2 separate regions of the Homo sapiens genome follow, and region 2 is linked to region 1. Evidence: chromatin loops called from intact Hi-C (ENCODE). Cell type or tissue: endothelial cell of umbilical vein. All regions are shown on one strand.

Region 1 (8,000 bases):
CAGCCATGGTGGACATGGGGGCCCTGGACAACCTGATCGCCAACACCGCCTACCTGCAGGCCCGGAAGCCCTCGGACTGCGACAGCAAAGAGCTGCAGCGGCGGCGGCGTAGCCTGGCCCTGCCCGGGCTGCAGGGCTGCGCGGAGCTCCGCCAGAAGCTGTCCCTGAACTTCCACAGCCTGTGTGAGCAGCAGCCCATCGGTCGCCGCCTCTTCCGTGACTTCCTAGCCACAGTGCCCACGTTCCGCAAGGCGGCAACCTTCCTAGAGGACGTGCAGAACTGGGAGCTGGCCGAGGAGGGACCCACCAAAGACAGCGCGCTGCAGGGGCTGGTGGCCACTTGTGCGAGTGCCCCTGCCCCGGGGAACCCGCAACCCTTCCTCAGCCAGGCCGTGGCCACCAAGTGCCAAGCAGCCACCACTGAGGAAGAGCGAGTGGCTGCAGTGACGCTGGCCAAGGCTGAGGCCATGGCTTTCTTGCAAGAGCAGCCCTTTAAGGATTTCGTGACCAGCGCCTTCTACGACAAGTTTCTGCAGTGGAAACTCTTCGAGATGCAACCAGTGTCAGACAAGTACTTCACTGAGTTCAGAGTGCTGGGGAAAGGTGGTTTTGGGGAGGTAAGTGTCTCCCAGTAGCCAGGCTAGAAGGTGAAGCATAGAGCATGAAAGGGGGTAATGTTGCCTTTCTTTTTTTAAATCTCAGTTACTTAGAACTAATTTCAGCACCATATGTGGAGGATTTCTAGCCCCGTCTCCCCAGCCCCCTTCTTTGTGTGTGCCATGGTGTGAAATAAAACACAAATGGCATGAGAGAGACAAGCAAAATTTATACTTGGCCAAGACTCTGTCATGGGTCTCCATTAGGAACGTGCTGAGATGCCTGGACACTTCAGAGAATGATAGCAATGTGTGACAGAAGATCTCCGTTTCCCCTAAATTGTGATAATGAAGGCACTTCAAGAAAAATGGATATTTAAGAAAATACTCTAACTAGCTGGGTGTGGTGACATGCCTGTAATCCCAGCTACTTGGGAGGCTGAAGCAGGAGAATCACTTGAGCCTGGGAGGTGGAGGTTGCAGTGAGCCAAGATCGTGCCACTGCACTCCAGCCTGGGTGACAGAGCAAGACTCAAAAAAAAAAAAAAAAAGAAAGAAAGAAAAGAAAGAAAACACTTATCTTGAAGTAAGGTTGAGAACCTGTTTTGTACCACTGTTGTGCCCAGCTTTCTGTTTTTAAGTAATAAAAAATATTTCAGGTAAAATTTGCTTGATATAAAACTAACCATTAACTGTTTTAAAATGTACAATGCAGTGGCACTTCGCACAAATGCAATGTTGGGTAAGCAACACCTCAATCTGGATCCAAGACACTCTCATCACCCCTGTGCCCATTAATAGTGCCTCCCCATCCCTCTCCTCCTCCAGCCCTGACAACCACTAGTCCGCTTTCTGTCTCTAGGGATTTGCCTATTCTGGGTGTTTCACACAATATGTGACCTTTTGTGTCTGGCTTCTTTCACTCATTAGAATGTTTTTGGGGTTCATTCACACTGTAGCATGTGTCAATACTCCATTCCTTTTTATGGCTGTATAATATTCCATTGTATGGATGTACTACATTTCATGTAGCCATTCATCTGTTGATGGACACTTGGGCTGTTTTCACCTTTTGGCTATTGTGTATGGTGCTGCTATTCATGCACAAGTATTTGTTTGAATCCTTGTTTTCATTTCTCTTGGATTTATGCCCAGGAGTGGAATTGCTAGGGCATATGGTGATACTATGTTTAACTTTTCAAGGAGCCACCAAACTTTCCACATTTTTTATTCCCACCAGCAATGCTTAAAGGTTTCGATTTCTCCACATCCTTGCCAACACTTGATATTTTCCTGTATTTTTTTATGAAGGCCTGCCTAGTGAGGTGAAGGAGTATCGCACTGTAGTCCCCACTTTTTCTTGAGAACACTTCTTATTTACAGCTACTCCTTTCTCCAATGCCTAACATCTTTCCACCCACCTCCTCCTTTATCATCTCCACCTCTCTGCAGTACCATCTACTTCTACCTCTTTCTCTTCTTTTCTTTCTCCTTTAAGGTATGTGCCGTCCAGGTGAAAAACACTGGGAAGATGTATGCCTGTAAGAAACTGGACAAGAAGCGGCTGAAGAAGAAAGGTGGCGAGAAGATGGCTCTCTTGGAAAAGGAAATCTTGGAGAAGGTCAGCAGCCCTTTCATTGTCTCTCTGGCCTATGCCTTTGAGAGCAAGACCCATCTCTGCCTTGTCATGAGCCTGATGAATGGGGGAGACCTCAAGTTCCACATCTACAACGTGGGCACGCGTGGCCTGGACATGAGCCGGGTGATCTTTTACTCGGCCCAGATAGCCTGTGGGATGCTGCACCTCCATGAACTCGGCATCGTCTATCGGGACATGAAGCCTGAGAATGTGCTTCTGGATGACCTCGGCAACTGCAGGTTATCTGACCTGGGGCTGGCCGTGGAGATGAAGGGTGGCAAGCCCATCACCCAGAGGGTGAGTGACTCTCCACCTGCCCCAAGTGCGGGGCACAGAGTTGGAAAGGAGGGGAGAGGGCTTTTCTATTCCCAGGGCAAATAGAGCCTTGGACTTAATTCTTTTGGTTTTTTTTCCTAAAGCGCTTACGTTGTCATCTTGCCTTAAGATGAGTGGTGTAAGAGGATTAGATTCATTGGCTATTTGAGGGCTACTTTGCTCTCCTCTCACAGGGGATGGGGGAGCCTCCTTTGTGAGTTGGGGATGGCCTGTGCTTTTGTGATGAGATGGAAAAAGCTGAATCCATAGTCATGGTCCGGGTGTGTCAATAACCACCTCTATGGTGCTGTGTTCCTGAGCCAATAGAGCCTTGGGTTCCTTTTCTGGAAAATGAAGGGGCTGGACCCTAAAATTCCATGATCCTAGGAGGTAAACTTTAATCAGATAAGAAAAAGAATGATCCGGCTGGGTGTGATGGCTCACGCCTGTAATCCCAGCACTTTGGGGAGGCCGAGGCGGGTGGATCTGCTGAGGTCAGGAGTTTGAGACCAGCCTGGCCAACATGGTGAAACCCCATCTCTAGTAAAAATACAAAAATTAGCCAGGCATGGTGACAGGCGCCTGTAATCCCAGCTACTCGGGAGGTTGAGGCAGGAGAATCGCTTGAACCCAGGAGGCGGAAGTTGTAGTGAGCCGAGATCATGCCACTGCACTCCAGCCTGCTCGACAGAGCAAGACTCTGTCTCAAAAAAAAAAAAGAAAGAAAGAAAAAGAAAAAAGAAAAAAAATAAAGAAAGAAGGAAAAAGAATGATCCTCTCACACCTAGAACATTAAAAGTAAAATATCTCCTTTCCTGTTTAGTGTGGAATGGGCGAATGTTTTGCATTGGATGAAGATGATATTTTAAATGAAAATATATGGAAGAAAACAAAGGCAACTGATGTTTATTTTAATCAGTTTTGTTCAAAGTGACTTGCTTAAAATTCTTTGGTTAAAAAGAGAATTATAATTAAGCGATTATGTTAGGTGAACGACGGAAAATCTCTGGAATTCTAACATCTTTACCTCTGAGTCTCTGTGCACAAAGGTGGGAGATTCCACAGCAAGGCAAGGGCTCAAACCTGGCTCTTAAATGGTTACTTAAAACCTCATTTTTGTACAGTTTTCAGCCTACAGGGCCCAAAGGAAATGAGAAAAATCATGGCAAGTTTGGGAAACTGCTGTGGTGATTTTATGTGGCTGTAATGGAAGGGATGTTGACAAGACTGAAGGGCTGGGCTTTCACAGGTGCTGGAATGCCTTCTTGTAGGGGAAGAGGGGTTCTTGAAGGGTTTTAAGAAGGGAAATGACATGATTAGATTTCTGTCTTAAAAAGACCAATGCGGCAACAATTTGGAAGTTAGATGGTAGGTGGGGACATCAGTTAGGAGGCTAAGGTAGTGAGTGGCCCAGGCAAGAAATAATGGGGGTCTGTACAGGACAGTGGGATTGAAGAAGTGGGAGCAAATTGGAGCTTTTGGAAAGAGATCTGATGGGACTTCAGGACCAGCTGGGTATGGGGGTGAGGGGAAAGTGAGGGTCTCTAGCTCCAGTGGCCAGAAGGAAGAGCAGATTTGTAGGCAAGCTGGCAAGTTTAATTGTGATTATGCTGTCTATGAGGTTCCTGTAGAAGGGACAGGCAGAGATGTTCACTAGGCATTTAGATCTATAGGCCTGGTGCTGTGGAGGAAGACCTGGGATAGACGTGGGGATTTGGAGTTATCATGGTTTGGGAAGCAGAGGGCACTGCTGAGTCACTGGGAAAGAGTAGGGGAAGAAGACCAGGAACAGAAGCTGAAAAACACCAACATGTGGGGGTATAGAAGAAAAGGAGCCCTGAAGAGGTTTAAGAAGTAGAAGGCTACTTGGGAGGCTGAGGCAGGAGAATGACGTCAACCCAGGAGGCGGAGCTTGCAGTGAGCTGAGATCACACCACTGCACTCTAGCCTGGGCTACAAAGCGAGACTCCATCTTAAAAAAAGAAAAAAAAAAAAAGAAGTAGGAGGAAAGGCAAGAGTGATATAGTCATAGGAGCTGTATCAGTTAGAGATGGGTTTCAGGGGCATATCCTAGAAAACCCAAATAACAATAGATTAAACAAGACAGAGGTTTATTTTTCTTATGTAACAGGGTGTGGAAATAAGCACTTGCCAGCATTAGTTCAGCAGCTGCAGAATAATGGGATCTGCATCTTTATAATTCTAGCCTTTTCCATGTGCTGCAAGATGGCTGCTGTAGCCCCAGCCATCAGGGCCATGTTCCAGGTAGGAGAAAGGAGGAAGGGTCAGGAGTAAATAGGCATGCATGCAGCAGTTGAGTGTGGCCCCCTTTAGGAGCTTTCCCTGAAGCTCCATCCAACAGCTTTCACTTAGATGTCACTGGCTAAGACTGTGATCTGGCCACCCCCTAGCTGCAGAGGAAGCTGACAAATGACATTCTTGAAAATTCTTTGGTTAAAAAGGGAATTATAATTAAGCGATTATAATTACTGAATTATATCTGGGCTGAGGAGAAGATCACCCGGCTCATGTCCAGGCCATGTGTGCCCACGTTGTAGATGTGGAACTTGAGGCAGGGGTGAAGGAGCGGGTTCTAGTTAGTAAGGATGAAGAACAGCTGGATATTGAGCAGGTAACTAGCAGCCTCTGCCACAGGAGCCAAAGAAGAGGATTTCAGGGAGGAAAGTGTGGTCAAAGTGTCAAGTGTTGCAAAGAGGTAACGTCGCCTGTGGGATTTGGCAATTAGGAAATCAGTGTAAGGGAATGGTGAGGTCTCAATTCAGACTCTGGAGGCTGGATTGATCTAGAAGTAGGGAATGAGACTCTGGAAGGGGGAGACTGGTCCCTAGAAGGGGATACAGTGGGGAAATGGAGTTTTGAGATGGGGAGGGCAGAGCGGGTTTAGATGCTGAGGCAAAAGCCAGCAGAGTAGGTGTTGATCCTGTGGGAAGGAAAGACAGTAGATGATGGCAGAGAATGTGGGGAGGAGCTGAAGTAACACCGTCTCCTCTGTGGGTGGGAAGGAGGAGCAGGCCAGGGAGGTGACAGAGTGTTTGCCTCCTTGGGACATTCCTATGAACACAGGAACGCTGTGAATCGTGGATCCATGTCTGCCTAGGCTGGAGAAAACTGAAGTGCAGCACTTCACAGTTTGGCATTTGTATTGTCCATTGTGCTGAGCAGGAGCGTTCCTTCTGAGTCGCCCATGGACATGTATCACACTAATTGTTGCTATATCTCGACCTTGCTGGAGGCTTAGGGGACACATAGAGCTTTGGCTCACTCCAGTCTCCTTTCTCAGTCTCCTCAGGCTCTGTTCATGGGCCATGGCCATTTGGAAGGACAGCTCCTTCCTTGGCTCCCGGGTGCAGCTCTCTGGCTCATCTGGAACGTGCAGGAAGGTTTCTGTGCCTCCCCAGTGCTGTCCGCTACCAGGAACGTACTTAGTAGAGAGGCTCACTGCCTACAGACCTTTGGCCCTTTTACCTCTGCATCCCTCTCCGTCCCGTGAGACCACACTTCAGGGTTTAGGCCACTTGCCTCATCCAAGAAGTTTTATGCCCCAGTTTCCGGGCCTGCCACGGAAGCCCAGGGGACCATCAGGAAGGGTGAGGGGAGAGAGATGGAGAGCAAGATTGAAAGCCATAAAAAACAAAGAGAAGAGAAAGGAAGGCCTCCTTTCTTCACTGTTTACCCTTCTACACAGCTAAGTAAACCCCCTTAGTTTCCTATTCATTGCAGCTCCCACACATATAATTGGGCTCACAAGTAGATTGTAAGGTCATTATATTCACAACATTTCACAGAAAAAAAAGACAGATCATAGTTACAGGGCTTCTGTAACCACTAACGTTCAGTTGTGATGTCAAGATACTGTGTTAGAGAATTACTGTGAACATTAATTCTGTGGTTTGAATGAGTCCTCAAAATTTGATGTGTTGGAAACTTAATCTCCAATGTGGCAGTGTTGGAGAGGTGGGGCCTTTAAGAGGTGAGTGGACCATGAGGGCTCTGCCGCTGTGAATAGATGAATGGATTAATGGGTTATCACAGGAGTGGAAATGGTAGCTTTATAAGAAGAGAAAGACCTGAGCTAGCACATCAGCACACTCAGCCCCACGCGATGCCCTGAGCCATCTCAGTACTCCTCAGAGAGTTCCCACCAGCAATAAGACTCTCATCCTCTCACCAGACATTTCCCTCAACCTTCCTTTCCTTATAAAATACTTTCCTTATAAAATACTCAGTCTTAGATACTCTGTCATAAGCAACAGAAAACAAGTTAAGACAGAAGAGGTAACAAGGAAAAATCACCCTGATGATGGAGGTTGAACTCTGCATTGAGTCTGAGCAGTTCTTCCAGAAAAGTTAAGGCATCATGGCTTTGGAAATTTGGCTAGCTTTTTCTCATTCAGAGAGTTATTTAGTCTTGTATAAGTTGGGATTTCTTTCTACTAAATATAACAGAATACCAGATTTTGGTATAGATTTGGCTGTTCAGCAATTTCACGGACAAGACCTCTGTTAAAAATCTCCTGGCTTGCGCTGGGTGTGGTGGCTCAGGCCTAATCCCAGCACTTTGGGCCCAGGAGGACAAGACCAGTCAATAGTGCGAACCCCATCTCTTAAAAAAAATTTTTTTGTTTTGTTTTAGGCTGGCCGTGGTGGCTCACACCTGTAATCCCACACTTTGGGAGGCCAAGGCAGGTGGATCCCCTGAGGTCAGGAGTTCGAGACCAGCCTGGCCAACATGTTGAAACCCTGTCTCTACTAAAAATACAAAAATTAGCCAGGCATGGTGGTGGGTGCCTGTAATCCCAGCTACTTGGGAGGCTGCTGTGGGAGAATCATTTGAACCCGGGAGGTGGAGGTTTTAGTGAGCCAAGATCATACCACTGCACTCCAGCCTGGATGAAAGAGAAAGAGTCTGTCTCAAAAAAAAAAAAAAATTGTTTTAAACTTAGCCAGGTGTGGTGATGCATGCCTGTGGTCCCAGCTACTTGGGAGGCTGAGGTGGGAGGATTGCTTGAGCTCAGGAGTTCAAGGCTTCAGTGAGCTATGATCATGCCACTGCACTCCAGCCTGGGTGACAGAACAATACCCTGTCTCAAAAAAAAAAAAAAAAATCTTTTGGCCTTTTCCTCCTTGTCACAAGTGGCTGTTGCAACTCCAAATATTGAGTCTGCATTCCAGGAGAAGAAAAAAGAGGAGAAAAGAACAACATCCACAGATACCTGCTTATAGCCCATTAGCCAGGACCATGTCATATGTTCACTTCTAGCAGCAAAGGAGGCTGAAAAATAGAGTATTTCATTTTCCAGCCTCTGTTTTGGGGGATGTTAAAGGAGAGGAGGAATGAGATTAGGTGTTGGGTGAGCTGACAGCATCTGCCACACCAGGCCCCAGGAAAAAAATATTGATGAGGATTAGGAAATCAAATTCAGATTCAT
Region 2 (8,000 bases), 130 kb after region 1:
TGTGGTTTTTACATGCAGAGTGGTCTGGGAAAGCCTTATGGAAAGGGAACCTTGAGGGAAGAGCTGAAGGAGGTGAAAGAACTAGCCCTGGAAATGTCCAGCACAGGAAGCAGTAGGTGCAAAGGCCCTGAGGCTTATGGTGCTGATGTGTTGAAGATTCATCAAGGAAGTGAGAGGGGCTGAATGGAGTGAGCCAGGGGAGAGCAGTAGGAGACTGAGGTTAGGGAGTTAAAGGAGATCCAGACTGTAGGTCCTTAGAACCCATTGTTAAGTTCTTTGGCTTTTACAGTGACCATGATGAGGGATTTTAAGCAGTGAACAATAACATGATCTAATTCAAATTTTTAAAGGATCCTGCAGGCTTCTCTTTGAAACTAGACTAGAAGGGGGGAATTGGGGAAGCCAGTTAGGCTATTACAATAATCTAGGTAAGTGGAGATGGTGGCTTGGCAAGGGAGAGAGCAATGAAGGTTGTGAAAAATAGTCTGATTCTGGACACATTTCTTTTTTCTTTCTTTCCTTTGTCTATTTGTCTGAGATGGGGTCTCTCTCTGTCACCCAGTGGCACAATCACAGCTCACTGCAGCCTCAGTCTCCTGGGCTCAAGTGATCCTCCTGCCTCAGCCTCTTGAGTAGTTAGGAATACAGGCTCACATCATCACGCCTGGCTAATTTTTTAATTTTTTGTAGAGCTGGGGTCTTGCTATGTTGCCCAGGCTGGTCTTGAACTCTTGGCCTCAAGTGATCCACCTGCCTCCGCCTCCCAAAGTGCTGGGATTACAGGCGTGAGTTACAGTAGCACCTGGCCTTTGGATGTGTTTTTGATAGGGAATTAACTTCATGCTTCTGAACTTTTTCTTACGGTGTTTTTCTTCCATATCTATAAATATTACACTTTTCCTGCTGGTTCTTGACTTTTTACTTTTCTACATTATCACTTTTCTTTATTAATTATTATTTATCACTTTTATACATTTTCTTAGTTCACATGTCTCAGACCTTCCCTCCTTTCTCAACTCAATAATAATTGATTTACTATTTTTAGTTTCATTATTGGTTGCCTTTTTATACTTGGTCTTTATATCTTCTTTTATCATCTATAGATACTCTCTTCTGACTTCCTTATTTGTAAACTATCATTTGAGGTATTTTCTTGAGTCTCTTTTCTGGAAAACTCCTTCCTGGAGCCCTTTCCCTCCTGCTGCACTCTACTGTTTCTACATCAGCCTTTTACTCCCAACTGTCCTTTGGGGAACTTCCTTTTACCACTTTCTTTAGTTGGACCCACTGTTTCTTGGCTCTTGCCCTGCCCCCCCCTTTTTTTTAATTATTTTTATTTTTTCTCTTAATTTACTCCTTAGTTTTGATGGAGTACATTCTCAAGTAATTTTATAAGAAAAGACACCTGAAATGTAAATTTGAACCCTTTTATTTCTGAAAATGGCTTATTTCTGCCTTTATATTTGCTAGTTTATCTCCATATAGAACTCAGTTCTTTGTAATTTGCCTTTTCTCTTCTCTGAAAGTTTTTCATTTTTTTTTTCAATTTTCTTTATCTCTTTTGGATTCTAAAATTTCTATCTGGATTTCTGTCTCTAAAGTATTTTGCTGAGACTTGACTGCAGGTTTTTCAGGATGAAGACTTAAGTTCTTCAGTTCAGGGGAATTATCCTCTGTTACCACTTTGATAATTTCCTCAACTCAATTTTCTGGTTTTTTCTTTCTAGAACTATTCTGTTTGTTGGGTCTTAGACCTCTTGTTTTTCTCTTACTTTGTTTTTACTTAATTAGACTTTCTGGGGGTTTACTTTAATTTTCAACTCCTTTTTGGTTTTTAAAACGTTCGACTGCTGTCAATCCTTATGCCCTCCTTTTTCATGTTTGAAAGATACTATAATATATCTGGTTAAAAAATAATGTCTTCTCTATTTTTTTTCCTGCAGATACTAATTGGACTTAAAAAGTTTTATTTTGTTCCAATTATCTCTTTCCTTTAGGGTCATTCATTCCTCCAGTTATCTTGGTCTTTTTTTTTTTTTTTCTTCATTGAGACAGTCTTACTCTGTTGCCCAGGCTGGAGTACAATGGCTTGTTCTCAGCTCACTGCAACCACCGCCTCCTGGGTTCAAGCGACCCTCATGCCTCAGCCTTCCAAGCAGCTAGGATTACAGGCTTGCGCCACCACACCTGGCTAATTTTTGTATTTTTAGTAGAGACAGGGTTTCACCATGTTGGCCAGGCTGGCCTCAAACTCCTAGCCTCAAGTAATCTGCCCATCTCAGCCTCCCAAAGTGCTGGGATTTCAGGCATGAGCCACTGCGCTCGGCCTTTGGTCTTTCTTATTTTAGGCGTTCTTCAGATGCATAGGGCTCCTTGGTTACTCTGGGGTCAGTGACCTTTCTATGTTCCCATCATGCCTTCTGCATAATCTTACTGGTCATCACACAGTTCCTTACACTTAATAGTATGGAAGTGGAAGTCAGCATAATAAAAAAGCAAGGTCACTGATGAACTGACCTATACCAACAGAGTCTATGCAGTAGAAGCCCTTGGGGAAATTGGTGAAGGGCTTATTTTTTTGCAAAGTGTTGGATGTCATGATGCTGTTTTGTTATAAAGTTTATCTCTACCCCCACAAAATACCTGAATCATTCTTTGCTTTTAAATGAGTACATAGTCCCACAGTAACCTAGTTTCTGGTAAGTATAAGATGAAACCAAACATTTTGACAGTGATTTTTTTCCCCCAAGGTAAAGACTTTACACTTCCTTTTTGAGGCATACTCTTTGAAATTTGGTTCTTATTTATTTATTTATTTATTTATTTGAGATGGAGCCTCACTGTGTCGCCCAGGCTGGAGTGCAGTGGCAACCTCCGCCCTCTGAGTTCAAGCGATTCTCCTGCCTCAGTAGAATCCGAGTAGCTGGGATTACAGGCACCTGCCACCGCACCCAGCTAATTTTTTTGTGTATTTTTAGTAGAGTCGTGGTTTCACCATCTTGGCCAGGCTGGTCTTGAACTCTTCATCTCGTGATCCACCCGCCTCGGCCTCCCAAAGTGCTGGGATTACAGGCATGAGCCACTGCGCCTGGCCTGGTTCTTACTTTCATTGAATTCAATACCTTTTTCTGGTACCAATTGCACCCACACACCAATAGTTCTTCCTGAGGCACTGTTATATCATATGTTAATTATTTATTAGTAAGCATTGTCCACTAGATTAAGTTAATTGAGGGCAGGGGTCACATCAGGCTTGCTCACTTTGTGCCTCTTGGGCTAAACACTGTGCCAAGTACGGAGCAGAATTGTATTGTCTGTTGCATATTTCTCCTCCCTCTTCCCTCCCATTACCAAGTTCTAACCATTTTACTCCTTTATCACTGTAAACTCCATCTCTGCTAAAAACCCCCTTCTATGAGCTAGTCTCTCACCTGGGCGGCTTTAATAGTCTCCTAACTTGTTTTCCGGATCCTTTCTTTTTCCCTTCTGGACTGACTCCACAGAAAAGTCAGAGTTAATTTCCTAAGTATGTTCATACTATCCACTTGCCCTGGTTTAAAACATTTTAGTGGATTGTTAATTGATGTTTGGCAAAACACCCACCCACACCCCTCAAAATTCTTTAACATAGTTTACAAGACTCTATATGGTCTGGCTTCTACCTTCCTTCATTGGAAGTGCTTCTCCTAGCTTCATTAACTCCCACATACCCTTCTGCATTCAGCTCAGTTGCTTTTTTTTTTTTTAGTGTAGGTTGTCATAACACTACATCTTCATACCTCTGCAATTCTGATTTTATACTCACTTAATGACTCTCTTCCCCACAAAACCGTAAGCTCCATGAGGGCAGCAGCAGTGCCTTTTTACATCCTCTCCATTGTATCACCAAGCATGCAGAAGGCATTCAGATAATGCTTTAGCCATGGCTGGTACTGCCACCTAATGGTGACAGAAGAGATGGATCTATAATCCAGTTTGTATGATTATTGAAATGCAGTAACTTTAGAGAACTAGTTAGCTGTTAAAAGGTAAAGGGGCAAACTTAACATTCTTTCCCTAAAGTTATCTGGTAATTTACATTGCTGTTTTTGTCTTTGAAGAACATTTTCCAAAGGTTAATATATTCCTGGTTGTTTTTAGTACCTTTTTTGGCTGATCTAGCACACATATATGTTTCCTTTTTAGCATATACTTTAGAAGAACAGAAGAACCTCACAGTCTGTCCTGATGGAGCACTTTTTGAACAGAAGGGTCCAGTTTATGTTGCATGTCAGTTTCCTATTTCATTACTTCAAGCATGCAGTGGTATGAATGATCCTGATTTTGGCTATTCTCAAGGAAACCCTTGTATTCTTGTGAAAATGAACAGAGTACGTACATATTTTACCTCTGCTGCTGCTTTTTTCTAATATTCTCTTTTAAGGAGGCAACTATTTTTAGATTGTTGTGGTTGGGTTAATGCCTTCCTTATTAAAAGTTATCATTTGGGGGGTAGCTTGCTTTAAAGACTAGCAGTAATGTTTATTGATCACTGGAAGAAAGTTTATATGGCAAAAAAAAGAGGTTCATAGATTAATCATGGAGTAAGGAGTTAAAGTAACTTTTAAACTTTTCTTCTTTGGAAATAGCTACATGCATTCCAGCACACATTAATGCTCCAAGGGGCAAATGTTCTCCTTGTCATAACCAAAGCAGAGACTTGTTAGGGTGCAGTGCTCATCTGTGAATCCTGTGTTGTAAAATAATTTAAAATTCCACAGACTCCATAAAGTTTAAACTTATTAACTTTTTCGAAATAGTAGCAAAGCATAGTTTTATAGTATCAGTATATATATATGTAATTAGATAACAGAAATACAAATAAAATCCCATTCTAACGAGTTCAGTGGGATGTTGCAGTTGTATCCAAAGTAGCAGCATTTTGCTGTTTTACAGAAGGGTGCCTAAATTGTATAGTAATGAGCAAAGGAAGAAGCTAATGTTCTCTGTGTGACAGGAGTAATGAATTAGGGTCATTGTGCAAAGGAAGATGATACGGCTTTTCTTGAGTCATGAAGTGATCCCTAGCCCCCGTGCCTTGCTGCTCTGTAAATGTACTTCAGAGTTGTGTTCTGATGCGCTTACTGTTTTGAGGCCTGCAAGGTCTCCCTTGAAGAGTGAAGTCATTCATGGTCATTTAAAACAGGTGTAGACTTCTCAAAATCATGAGTTTATGAATCACTAAAGTCATCATTGGTGAGCAAATTGCCACCATCCCTAATAAAAGTAAAATTTGGATCTTTTGAAGTTGGCACTGCTAAATAAGAAGCTTCCCTGTAGGGAGAACCAGCTAGGCCCTGAGGTGCCCAGACTGACACCCCTCCAACCTCTGCTTCATCCCTTTGGGAGGCCTTGGACAACTGACAGCTTCCAGATTGTCCCATAGCATTCTAGGTGCTCAGTAAATGATTAGTGGAATGTTTCAACCAGACCTTATTCAGAATTAAGAATTGAAGTTAACAAAGTAAGCTGAAAGTAATGTGAAACTAGATGATCTAGTTTATAAAATGAATTAAGTTTGTTTTAACAGAGATGCCTTTTGTAATCCCAGTCTACTAGAAGTATCCTCACGACATCTAGATTGCTGAACATTTGTTCCCAGTAGAAAGCCAGGAGAGGATCAACCTTCTGGGTTTGTTTTCTTTCTCAAGATGGTCTCCTTGAATGATAATGGCCTGAGACCATGCTTGCTGATGACTCAGGGCATGGCTTTGTCAGGAGGACAGCATCAGACACACAGGAATCATTGATGAGATGAGCTTACGTAGTGTAGCAGGAGGTTTCATACCAGTATAGTTCCCAGTTAGGACGCAACAATACTTGTCTTTTGAGAGGAATATTTAGATTTTACGTGCATTCACGTGGAAACTGTGTATAAATTCAGAATGCCAAAAAATTATCTCACAAAATGTATAAATATGTGAGTTTATTCAGTTCTGTCAGCTACATACACGAAAGGAGTCTTAAAATAGGGCTCTCCCAGTGTGTGCCTTTTGGGGAGCAGATGGGTTGTGAGATACAGTGAGGCTCAGTGGGGCCCTCATGGAAACACGGAGAGTGTGACCTGATATAGTTTTGTGAAGAACAGTTAATTATTATGCTTCTGCAGTTCTTATTATATACATTAAATTATTTGTTCATATAAATATTAATAATTAGATTTAAGGGTTTCTGTCTGTTTCATATTTTAAGGGTAGCAAAGGGTACTTTTGTTTCATTTAATTCTTTGGTAATTTATTTATTTTCTAAATTGCCCCAGTACAGTAATAAGATATCTGATTGCTGAAGTTATTTTATTTAAAAGTTCATTTTAATACCCTCAAATAAGATTAAAGTAAAAGGCAGATGTATACAGACTTGGTGTTAATCTCAAAGTCTTCACCCCTTGTTCCCAGCAACAGAGGGAGGAAGTTCCATTGCATACTTACGTGAAGTTTAAATTTATCACTATTTCTTAACCTTAGATAATTGGATTAAAGCCTGAAGGAGTGCCAAGGATAGATTGTGTTTCAAAGGTTAGTATTCAAAAAGTAACTCCTGTTAAATCTTTGATGTTTCTTAAAATACTTTAAAAGTCTAATGATTTAGTCATCTTTTTTTTCTTCCCTGTCACATTTTAAAGTCCTTTGTAGTGCCTTAGAATAAAATTCCACCAACCGTAGTCTTTCTCTTCCTTAATGATAATTCAGAAAGACATTTTCCATGTGTATTTGATTTTGCACACATTGCCTTTATTTTCACATATACCGTATTTCATCAATTCTAAGATTCACTTTTTTTCTGCCAGCTCAGTAACACTGAAATTGGGATTACCCTTGTAATTGATGGTGTCTTAATACTGTATCATGACATTTTTCTCTTTCTTAATAGTTAGTTGGCGTGCTAGTCATCAGTGCTATCTGAGATTTAATGAAATATGGTGCATTTTCCTTAAGGTAGAAGCATTATTTATCTCCCCTATCCCTACTTACTTTTTTTTCCAGAATACTGTGCAGTTTTCATCTCATAACTTTCTTTTGTTTTCTCTCCATGCTGCAAATGCCACTAAGACAAATAATGTAAAAGATGGGTAAGAGTTCTGAGGAGACATTAAGTTCTAAATTTATCATTGTGCTAAATATTAACATTTCAACTCTGATTGTATGGCAGAAATATTTTACTTAGAATGTTACATTGAAATCACTTTTAAAGTTGTGAAAAAAAATTCTTTTTACTGTTAATGGACTTCTTATTTGGGCAGAAACTTCTTGCTCAGTGGTCTTCAAACTTGATCACTCATCAGAGTCATGTTGCCTTGTTGGGTTCCGTTCCCATAGTTTCTGACTCAGTAGGTCTGAGATAGGGTCCAAAATTTGCATTTTTTTCTTTTTTTTTCTTTTAGACGGAGTCTCACTCTGTCGCCTGGGCTGGAGTGCAGTGGCACGATCTCACTGCAAGCTCCGCCTCCCGGGTTCACGCGGTTCTCCTGCCTCAGCCTCCTGAGTAGCTGGGACTACAGGCGCTCCCGGCTAATTTTTTTTTTTTTTTTTTGGAGAGACAGGGTTTCATCATGTTAGCCAGGATGGTCTTGATCTCCTGACCTCGTGATCTGCCCGCCTCGGCCTCTCAAAGTGCTGGGATTACAGGCATGAGTCACCGCGCCTGGCCCAAAATTTGCATTTCTCACTAAAGTTTCCAGGTGATGCTGATGCTGCTGGTCTGAGGCCCACATTTTGAGAACTCCCGATTTGGAGTGTCCTTATTAATTTTTTAAGAGCATTTATTCACTATTTAGAGTAGCATAAAAAGCCAGGAAGTTTATGGTTTCTCATCTGGGTTGAAATTATATGTGTGTGACCACTGGCAATTCACTTTACCTCCTTGTGCCACAGACAGCTCAATGGGAAACTTGTACAAAAAGCCAGAGTCAGCTGGGTGCAGTGGCTCGCGCCTGTAATCCTGGCACTTTGGGAGGCTGAGGC

The links. Peaks named below come from ENCODE experiments on the same cell type or tissue, not always from the same donor. Only the 100,000 strongest peaks of a DNase experiment are listed, where the experiment ranks them.
Region 2: it touches region 1 in a loop (9-fold over the local background); 6 of 110 quality-filtered maps call a loop at or near these places.

Annotation. Positions count from the first base shown.
Region 1 is chr3:141,778,280-141,786,279 of GRCh38, forward strand. GRK7 (G protein-coupled receptor kinase 7) reads left to right here. Exons shown (of 6, transcript NM_139209.3): 3 at 1-617; 4 at 2,095-2,532. The coding sequence starts at 6. Among named protein-coding and RNA genes, the nearest start is that of GRK7, 19 kb to the left of the region's middle. In endothelial cell of umbilical vein, no CTCF peak of the experiment used is centred here; a DNase peak (open chromatin) is centred at 4,292.
Region 2 is chr3:141,909,467-141,917,466 of GRCh38, forward strand. It overlaps ATP1B3 (ATPase Na+/K+ transporting subunit beta 3), which reads left to right. Exons shown (of 7, transcript NM_001679.4): 4 at 4,186-4,370; 5 at 6,504-6,554. Among named protein-coding and RNA genes, the nearest start is that of ATP1B3, 37 kb to the left of the region's middle. In endothelial cell of umbilical vein, a CTCF peak has its summit at 3,942 (motif pointing left); a DNase peak (open chromatin) is centred at 3,925.